2 separate regions of the Homo sapiens genome follow, and region 2 is linked to region 1. A link is an interaction called in ENCODE POLR2A ChIA-PET data of the cell type or tissue named here. Cell type or tissue: A673. All regions are shown on one strand. Links, peaks and the distances in the headings refer to the core of each region. The heading gives the core; the rest is flanking DNA. Region 1 overlaps FTO (FTO alpha-ketoglutarate dependent dioxygenase). Region 2 overlaps FTO (FTO alpha-ketoglutarate dependent dioxygenase).

Evidence for each region. ChIA-PET counts read pairs that join two places held together with the same protein. Peaks named below come from ENCODE experiments on the same cell type or tissue, not always from the same donor. Only the 100,000 strongest peaks of a DNase experiment are listed, where the experiment ranks them.
Region 2: POLR2A ChIA-PET joins it to region 1 with 7 read pairs; 2 of 35 experiments call an interaction of 5 or more read pairs at or near these places.

The regions. Positions count from the first base shown.
Region 1 is chr16:53,733,665-53,739,047 of GRCh38, forward strand. The region is part of intron 1 of FTO (FTO alpha-ketoglutarate dependent dioxygenase); the gene reads left to right. Among named protein-coding and RNA genes, the nearest start is that of FTO, 32 kb to the left of the region's middle. In A673, for the core only: no CTCF peak of the experiment used is centred there; no DNase peak of the experiment used is centred there.
Region 2 is chr16:53,897,456-53,902,838 of GRCh38, forward strand. The region is part of intron 7 of FTO (FTO alpha-ketoglutarate dependent dioxygenase); the gene reads left to right. Among named protein-coding and RNA genes, the nearest start is that of FTO-IT1, 140 kb to the right of the region's middle. In A673, for the core only: no CTCF peak of the experiment used is centred there; a DNase peak (open chromatin) is centred at 2,146.

The DNA.
Region 1 (5,383 bases), core at 384-5,383:
TAACCTGTCATCTTGAAATATGAATTATACAGAGATAACATTAAAAAAGGTTATATGTGACATTTCTAGGTGTCTCAGAAAAAGATTTGAGTTTGTCTCATGTCTACCATGGCAACACTCTTGAGTTATTATAAAGAACATTATATAAGGATTTCCTCTAGAATTTTTAAATCTTAAAATGTAACTTACTTTAGCCAGAATAAAAAGAGGTTTAAATTAATGGAAAACTGACTGGAAGGAAGATATAAAACAAGAAACAATAACACAACAAAACTTCACTAAAGTACACAATTCTACAAATTATGCACACAAGCACACACATTTTACAAATTGAGGGTATTTGTAGAAATTCAACTCTCATTTGAATCAACTCATGACAAAACGTATTTACAAAGTAAGTAGAATGGAAAAGTACCAAAAAAGCATTTCTTGGGTTAATGGTATTACCCAGGTCAAATCCATTAAGGAAATTCTCTGCCAGACCTTTTCTTTTTTCTTAAGACATGAAGTTTTGCACTTGTTAGTATAATTTGGGAGTGGTCAAGAAGCTAGGTGATAGAACAACTTCAGATTCTGGATTTCTGGTCTATTATTTGGTTTTTTTTATGAATAAGAGATTCACTCTTTTCTTTAAAGGAAGTAATTTAGATTCCTAGCACTGTCATTTCTGTTCTGAATGTTATAAACTCTCTGTACAAAATTTGAAAGGAACAGACATGCTCTGATGATGTACAGAATCTTAATGTTTCAAAAACGATAGTTCTCTTCCCCTAGAATAGAAAAGTATAGCGTTCACCTGATTGCAGATCCCAAATGTCTACATCTGTGGTTGGGTGGCCAATATCACATGAAAGAGTTTTGTGCCTTTTTGCTCAATATATAAGTTTGAAAAATGTTGGCTGCAAGTAACAGAATTTCCATGTAACAGTGGATTAAACAGTAATGACATGACTTTTCCCACATCATAAGCTGTCTGGAAGGAGGAAGTTCTCATGGAACAGTGGCTTAATGATACAGTCAAATGCAGGTACTTTCCAGTTTTCTGCTCTGCCATTCTTCAGCACGTTGGCTTTTTCGTCTTTTGACTTGTAACCTAGTGATCACTGGGTTATAACAGTGCCAGGTATCATGTCCTCATGTAACTGTGTTCAGGGTAGGAAGAAGAGGATGGGAAGATAAAAGAGAGTTTTTATATTAGGAGGGAAATCCTTCCTGTAAGTCCCCTAGCACACTCCTTATTATGTCCTATTGGCCAGATCTGGATTTGTTGGTCATTCCTAGTTGCAAGGGAGACTGGGAAAAGAAGTGTCTGGCAAAAGGGAATGCGATTCCTACGCTTGGCTTAGAGAGCTCATGATCCATTCCTTGGAACTGGGCTCATGGCTGCCCCTGTTAGCAGGGAAGCAGAATGAATAGCTGTTGAGTAGGCAGCCAATGGCTTCTGCCATACTCAATTAATGTGTGACTGGAAATGAGATTTTTATCTTTTGTTCCACACTGGCCAAGGGATATGGCCTCTGTTACCATGTAATATAACCCTTTGAGACAAATACATTTAAGACCAGAATTGGAACTTTGAATTATCCATCCAATACATTTAATTAGCACTGACAGTGTTCTAGGTTATTGCTAGACACAGGAGATACTGCAGTGAATAAGATGGACAGTCTCTGAACTCATAGGGTTGATAGTCTAGTAGGACTGAGAGATTAGGAAGTAGTTTCAGTAGATATGGGGAAGGCACAGTTTGCTGTGCGGTGAATGCAAATCAGCTAACATGGACTCGGAGAGTCAGGGAGGGCCTCTTGGAGGAGGCTACATCCTCGCTGACTCCAGAGACACAGGATTCAGCTAATCTCAGAAAATGATGAGTTGATCACCCTCCTTTTTTAGGTATTCTTGGAAATCCAAGCAAAAACAAATCTGCTCTTAATGTGGAAACTGTGGCAACTTGAGAATTTTATGTGCTTCACGGAGTGAGTAATTCCAGCAGCAGCTCAGGAAGCAGCATAGCAGAGTGTAAATGGCATTGTCTTTGAAGCCTAGTTGGATAAGCTTTCTGCCTCAATCTATCTGTGTAAGGAACAGGGTTTCTCTGAAGGTATCTTTGAAATACTCTACCATCAGTTCATATTTCTACTTTCACCTAAGTCAATATTGAATCCTCTTTGGAAATCTTGGGGTCATCCTTCCTTTCTGTCACCTTCTATCTTCAGTCACCAAGTCTTTCTGTCTGTTAGCAGCTCTAAAATCTGACCCTTCCTTCTCCTTCTTACTGCCTCTGCTTTAGTTTCTTACTCTATAAAATGGAGATAATATATCACTGTGTAGATGCCATAATACAAATAGCAAGCTCTTATGGCACTAATAATTTTTTAATACATGTTAACCATATGAATAGGTCTTATTATTATTATGTCCATTTTATGGATGGAGAGGTTAAGTAATGTGTTCAAACTGCTCCAGCTAGCAGCTGGTAGAGTTGAGGGTTTGAATATAGGCTGAACATCTGGCTCCTGAATCTGTCCTCTGCATTGTACTGAGAACCCTGTATCGTACCGAGGTACGTCATCTGTGTTCTTCTGTACTCTCCTATTTTGGGCTAAACCAGGTCAAACTCCTATCTTAGTGTCTTTGAAATGCTCAAACCTGCACGTTGTGCACATGTACCCTAGGACTTAAAGTATAATTAAAAAAAAAAAAAAAGCTCCACCATCAATCTGTAGTTTCTGCCCTCACCCAAGTCAATATCGAGTTCTCTCTGGAAATCTCGGGGTCATCCTTCCTTTCTGTCACCTATCTTCTGTCACTCACCAAGTCTTTCAATCTGTCAGCAGATCTGAAATCTGACCCCTCCTTCTCATTTCCACTGCCTCTGCTTAAGTTTAGGGTGTCTCAAAATACCTCCTTCCAGCACAGTTGCAATAGTCTCAGAACTAATGTTCTTGCCTCTATTTTTCCCTTCTCCCCAACATCCTCTCTTTTTGCCAATTTCTGTTTCACATTGCTGACAAGTGGTTTTTCTTATTATTTAACTCTGGTTTGACTTTGATTCAATGTAGGTCTTAAATGTATCCCTTTTGGCTGTAGGATAAAAGGCCAAGTGCCACAGGTTTCCAGAGCACTATCTGACGTAACCAGCGTCTCCTCCCAGTTCTGACACTTTCCATCTCCCCGCTACCAGCTCCATCTATTTGCTGTGTAGTTTGTCAGGGATGCTGTCTTCCATACTCATTCCCCTCCCCCAGATTTATGTGGGGGAACTCCTTTTTAAGATTTAGCTCTAAAGTTTCTGCCTCTGCAAATCCTTCCCTTCCATTGTGCCCATTTATCACTTCAGCTTCTGGTCACTTTGTACTTGGCCATTGCGTTGGTATACTTGGTGTCTCTTTGATGGTGAGTCCTTGGAAGGCAGGAACCCTGTGTGCGCCTGTTTCTGCAGAGCACAGTGCAGTTTCTGCTAACAGAGGGCCTATCATAATACTTATGGAAGGGTTGATTGATGTCCTGAGAGTATGTTTTTAATTTTGCATGGTGGACACATTTTATATATTTATCTGTGGGAAGGAGATTCATGAATAAGTGTGTATATATCTCTATATACATACACACATATACAATCATGCATTGCTTAATGACAAGGATACATTCTGAGAAATGCATTGTTAGGCAGTTTCATCATGTGAACGTCATAGAGTGCACTTACACAAACCTAGATATGGTATAGCCTATTCTCTACTGCATCAGTACAGTTGCTGTTTCGTACAGTAACTTGCTATACAAGTAACTTGCTATACATTACTGTACTGAATACTGTAGGCAATTGTAGCACAATGGTAAGTATTTGTGTATCTAAACATATAAAAGGTGCAGTCAAAATACATTATTGTAATCTTATGGAAGTACTGTTGTATATGCGGTCCGTTGTTGTCTGAAATACCATTCTGCAATGCAAGACTGTGCATATGTGGATGTAAGAAGGATGCTCCTTGTCACCCAGCAGTAATATGAGCCATCACTTATTTTGCCTGTATAGTGCCCTCTTGGGAAACATGTTTATTGGCTCCCTTAGATTAACTTTATGACGAGAGAGTATGTACCCTTCACTCTACTCCTCCCCCCAGCCTACCCAATTAAAGATGACTAGTCTTTTAAAAATAGCGTTATTGAGATATAACTTACATCATATAAATGGAATCATACCGTGTGTGGTCTTTGTGACTGGCTTCTTCCACTTAGCATGATGTTTTCAAGGTTCATCTATGTTGTAGAATGTATAAGTTCTTTCTTTCTTTTTTTTCTTTTTTGAGACAAGGTTTCGCTCTGTCACCCAGGTTAGAATGCAGTTGCACAATCGTAGCTTTTTTTTTTTTTTTTTGAGATGGAGTTTTGCTCTTGTTGCCCAGGCTGGAGTGCAATGGCGTGATCTCAGCTCACAGCAACCTCCGCCTCCTGGGTTCAAGCGATTCTGCCTCAGCCTTCCGGGTAGCTGGGATTACAAGCATGCGCCACCACGCCCAGCTAATTTTGTATTTTTAGTAGAGACGGGGTTTCTCCATGTTGGTCAGGCTGGTCTCGAACTCCCCACCTCAGGTGATCTGCCCACCTCAGCTTCCCAAAGTGTTGGGATTACAGACATGAATTTCTTTTAACTTTTTATAGAGATGAGGTCTGGCTATGTTGCCTAGGCTGTTCTTGAACTCCTGGTGTCAGGCAGTCCTCCCTCCTCGGCCTCCCAAAGTGCACGGATTACAGGCAATACTTTATTTATTTTTATGGCTGAATAATATTCCATTATATGGACACATCCCACGTTATCTCATTCATTAGTTGATGGACATTGGGTTGTTTCCACTTTTTGGCTATTATGAAAAACGCTTCTATAAACATTTGTAAGGAGGTTTTTGTGTGGCCATATGTTTTCATTTCTCTTGAGCATATACCTGGAAGTGGAATTGCTGGGTCATATGGTAAGTCTATGTTTGGCAGTTTTTGAGGAACTGCCAAACTGTTTTCCAGAGTGACATTCCCACTAGAAATGTATTAGAGTTCCATTTTCTCTACACCCTTGCCAACACTTGTTATTGTCTATATAACACCATGTCACATTCCCACTGGCAGTGTATTAGAGTTCCAGTTTCTCTACATCTTTGCCAATACTTGTTATTGCCTATTTAAAAAAAATTTTTTTTTTGAGATAGGGTCTCACTCTGTCACCCAGGCTGGAGTGCAGTGGCAAGATCATGATTCACTGGAGCCTCAACCTCCGGGGCTCAAGCAGTCTTTCCACCTCAGCCTCCTGAGTAGCTGTAACCACAGGTGTGCTTTTAAAAAATTTTTTGTAGAGATAGGGTCTCCCCATATGTTGCCCAAACTGGTCTCA
Region 2 (5,383 bases), core at 147-5,146, 160 kb after region 1:
TAAAGACTTAGAGCTGGTGGTAGCTTGAGCATATATAGCCCTCTTATTAAATATTATTAATTGAAATGACAAATTATGAAATATCCAGAATTATGCGTCAGATGTTCTTTAACAGATGTTGGGGGATTAAGAGGTTTCAAATTTTACTTGATGACATAAACTTTTCATGCAGTTAGCAGTGACATTTTTTAAAGGATGGGAGTGGTGGCATATACCAATGCTTGTAATACATTAATATGTTCTTGATACTGAAGTCTCATGTCCTGGATACCTGAACATTGTTTGGGAAGGGTGGGCAGTATTCAGCCATCCAGTAATAAATATCTCAAAGGTACCAAATCCAAAACCCAAGTTTTGATTTCTGTAGTCCCTAGTGTTTCACAGTTCAGTAATTTGAACTGTCCAGTTGCCCAGACTAAAACCTTGGAGTCTTCTTGATGTATCTCTTGATTTATCAGTGAATCCAGTTAGCTCTACTTTCAAAATATACTCATGACCTGACTACCCTTCACTACCTCCTGTGCTACCACCTTGGTAAAAACTACCATCGTTTATAAAATAGCCTCTCAACCAGCTTTCCTGCTTCTACTACCCTATGTCCATCCCAGTCAGAATGTTCCTTTGAGATACAAGTCAGGTCGTCGTTTCACTCCCCTGTTTCAAACCTACTATCATGTTTAGAAATCCACCTTCCTTGCAGTGGCCTAATGCCCTGCAGGATCTGTCCATTCCTCGACCTCCATCAGTGCTCCCCCTCTTTCCCTCCCCTAATGTCTGCCTTACTATGTCTAGAACATGCCCAGCCCACTCTTGCCCAGGATTTTTGCATGTGCCGCTGCCTTTGTCTGGAATGTCTGTCCTTCTGTAATTTACATGACTCTCTCCCTCATTTCATTCAGATCTCTGCTCATGTCACTTTCTTGGAGAGAGTTGCTCTGACCAAGCACTCTCTCATTGTAGCAGGGCCTTACTCTTTTCTACTGTACTCTTAACACTTTCCACCAACTGCAATTATCCTATATATCCATTTGTTGTCTGCCTCTACCTGAAATAATCTCCATGAGGGCAGCAGGGACTTGGTCTGTTTTAGTCACTCTTATTTCCCCAGCCTCTAGAACAGCATCTACTGCATAGGAGGTACTCGACACATGTTTGTTAAAAGAAAGAGTTCACGTGAGGTCTGTGTTCTAGTCCTGCCTTTTCCTCCCACCCATGTTGATCAGTGTGGCCTTAAATCTTTTTTTGGGACGGTCTTACTCTGTTGCCTAGGCTAGAGTACAGTGGTGTGATCATAGCTCACTGTAGCCTCAAACTCCTGGGCTCAAGTGATTTGCCCACCTCAGCCTCCTGAGTTGCTGGAACTACAAGCCATCATGCCTGACTAATTTATTTTTATTTTTGCAGAGACAGGTTCTTGCTGTGTTGACCAGGCTGGTCTTGAACTCCTGGCCTTAAGTCATCCTCTCACCTTGGCCTCACAGAGTGCTGGGATTACAGGTGTGAATAACAGCACCTGGCCAATAAATTCTTTTTAACTTTATACATTTTCCTAAAATATTACCTCTTATTACCTGCTTCACAGGAATATTTTTGGGTTAGTTTTATTCTTAAACAAACATAACTCTCACAATAATACCCCAAAACGTCTTTAACTTCTTTTTAAAAACAAAATAATACTGAGGGCACAGAGGACAGTCTTGTTTTATGCCTCTGGCATTTATAGCTGAGAAGATTGAGCAATCACAGGCAAACAACTTATGCAAATATGGAAAATCTTTTTTTTTTTTTAATGAGAGGCTTAAGTAGGTTATTAGTTTCCCAGAGTACCAGTGTTGCTAAAAGTTAGAATCATAGTGTTTTGTCTTATTTGTGATCATCCTTCATATTTTAGATTTCCCTCTTCTGGAAAAACTTAGTAAATTGTCACAAAATTAAATGACTTCTCCAACAAAGCTTGGACTTTCTTGTTACAAATTTTCAAAATTATATAGAGAAAGCAGCATGGACTGGACAGGTTTTGGGCACAGGACTAGGGAAGTCCCTGAGGAGTAAACTGACTTCCTCTAGACAAGCTGAAAACTGATTAAAATATTTATCATCCTTTGGGTATGCAATAGCTTTTGATGATGGAAGGCATATTAATATTCATCTTTGCTGCTTGTCTACACTTCAGACAGATCCCAGGAAAGGATGTTCAGATGACCAGTTTTCTTTCCTCACCAGGAGTCCTTGAGAAACCAGTACAGCTTGGAACCAAGAAATGCCTTGTGATGTGGATTGAGCTTTTCCTTTGGGGGACGGGAATAGGGGAATACAAACCAGGGGAGACCTTTGGACTGGAAAGCTTTAAAGGATGACTGCTTTCACACAGGAAGTCTTTTGCTAGAACAAAGGAAAAAGTTTGGTTGTAATTCTATAAGCAGCAGAACTATTATTGCTTATCTGAATACATGAAGCTGACTTCATTCCTTAGGTAAAGTCGGAAGATTGAAGCCTTATAAAAGATTTTGATGTGAATGCCACTGGGGGCTGAAGATTTTTCTTCCTCCCCACCAACCCACCCCACCACTTTGTTGTAGGAGAGAAATCAGTTGTGTTTGTAGCCGATGCTCAGGTCTTCTGACTGGTTCTAGAGTGCCCCATCTCCCTTTTGTCCTGAGACAGAATTCGAATGCATATGGCATCCACATAGCCTGGCATAAGTAGCACAGGGTGGCCTTCTGGGATTCTCAGGATCTGTCTTTTAATTTTTTTTTCTTTAATGTGAGAAAGAGTCTGGCTTTATTAGTTGAGTTAATTAAGCAGTGTTGTTTTTTGTCTAGGTTGAAATAGCCTTGATTACATTTTTGGATGCAAATAAGACCTCTGAAAGAACTCGATCTTTATATGAGCAGTCTGAAAAATCTGAAAGTTAAATAGAATATTCTCAAAAAAAGGGCAATGTGTTAAGACTCTTGGTTTCCGTCTTTTAAATCTGAAAATTCAGAATCCTCTTCTCTTGCATTTCAGTTTTTATTATTCCACACTACTGAGATATTTTGATGAAAGCTAGCCTTAAACATTGGATAATAATTATATTTGAAATCTATTTTAATATAGTGACATCAGAAGTGCTCTTTCTTCATCCCAGTCATTTAATCATTCATCTGCTCCTTTTTTTTTTTTTTTTTTTTTTTTTTTGCAGATAAGTGTGGAGTTATACAAAGAGCTAGGACTTATGTCTCCCAGGTTGATAAGGCACAAGGCAGTAAGTAATTCAGAGGAAGAAAAAGGAGAAGAGCAGATTCTGACAGAGGCCTTTGGGAATACGAAGGATTTTGATAGATGGAGATGGGTGGAGAATATTCAAAGATGGCAGAAGCAGGGCCATCGCAGTGGGAAAACACAGACCTGCTCGCAAACTTGATTAGACTGGATGGAGTTTGGTTTGTGTGAGTCCAGCAGCTAGAGATAAGATTAGGAAGATTAGCAAGGACCTTTTTTTCTCTAATGCATTTCTTTGCAAGGTATGGCACTTTCACCCCTTAATGACTGGCTTCCTATCAAAGTCATGGGAAGCAAAGTGCTAAACATGTGCAACTAAAAATAAAATGAAAACCGTTTGATTATCTTGCACTTGCAAAGGTTTTACTTTGAAAGCAAGTCAAATTCAGTTATTTGCACTACTTTCAAGACCTGTCTGCTTTGTGAGTACAGCAAACAAGCAACACCATACATTTTTAGAATGAGAATTACAAATGAGATTAGGTAATTTTTCTACCAAGATTCTTTGTTTTTCTCTGATAAATTGAATACCAGCTTAATAATTTTGGACTTTGGTCAGAAGCAGGTCTTCCCATGTATGAACCACTTATGATTCTCTTCCTTGTTAGGAACCCTAAGTGTATTTCATTTGATCTTTTGCTATTAGAGTTGTGGTTTGGAAGAAATGACATCTTCATTGCCTCTTGTCCAGGTGACAGTCTTGTGAACTCAATACTTGCATAAAAATTATTTTGAAATAAAGCCAAAGTGTCATTCATGAGCTATTTGATTTGGTTCAAGAGAGTGGATGTGGTCTTCTCTCACTTCCACTGCTGAAATAGAGTGGTTTCTTTCCCACACATACCTCTCCACTCCTTGGCTAACAGTCCCACATTAGTGATTGTGCACTCTCTGCTGTCTCTATTTGCCATTGCACTTCAGCTTGTCAGTCACACCAATTGAAAGACTGAGTAAATGTTCAGAACGTAAATGGCCGTTGTTCACTCTGGTCTTTCCCACCTTTGCACATAAATTTCTGCTAGACCCTCATGTTTTCCCTCTCTATGTGATGCTGTTATTTTCCAATGACTGGTTTTATTACTTCTAAGGCACAAGATGTTAATTGTTGAGTGAGTAATAACTCTCAGTTTGTTCTTCAAACGTGGGCTTCTGAAAGATTGCCTTTACTTTGATTCTGCTTAGGAATCTAGGGTCTTGGGGTAAATTTAGAGGCCACTATTCTCCTTAAATGATAGTGACATAGAGAAATGATACTATGGGACTACTGTTTCATTTTACCAAAGAAACTGAAGAAAGTCACACCAGAGGGTCATTGCTCCCCTAGAGAACAAATGGGCTTCAGGCTTTTTAGAATGCCTTCTTCTTTGATATCTCATTATTGCTCATAATGCCAGAGAAACAGGTAACGTCGGCATAGTGATATTGGGCATTGCTTAATTTCTTTCAAGGCCTGAAACATTTATCCTCTCTTCTTTATATATTAGGTATTCACCCTAATGGTACTCAAACTGCTAGGCTCTGACAAGCTGAGGTCCAAGTGCCATGGCATTCAGGAATGTCAATGTTGGAAGGGACCTGAGAGGTGATCATCTTCTCTTCCTTTTTGGAAAGGAAGGACTCAGAAGGATGTAGGCTTTTCTGGAGGGCATAGAGCCAGATAATATAGAACCCCAGATTTCCCAGTTCCCAGTTCAGTGCTTTCTACTACTCCCTAAATATCCATGGCTGTGCTTGGGATATTTCTCTGATGCATTCGCCAACTTTCAACGGTGTGCCAATAGCAAAATAAGATAAACTGAGTGTTTCTCTGGAACTTTTTCTCTACCCTGTGTTTGGACCTGGCATATCAAAATGAGGCTCTCTGGTGTTGAGATGGACACTGTTTTTGCTCACCCAGCATTCATTCCTCCTTCTCTGGCAGCATCCTCATGTTGCCTTGTGGAGCCATTTTCTTCATTGGCTAGAGGGTGAGGTGCATTGTCTTATTCTGGCTACTCCATGAGCATATGACCTGAGCCAGATCTTTCACATGAGCTTTCTCAGAGCTGTTTGCTTATAAATATACATACAATATCATAGACACAGGATGCAGAATTCAAAAGTTATCAACGTGGCCGGG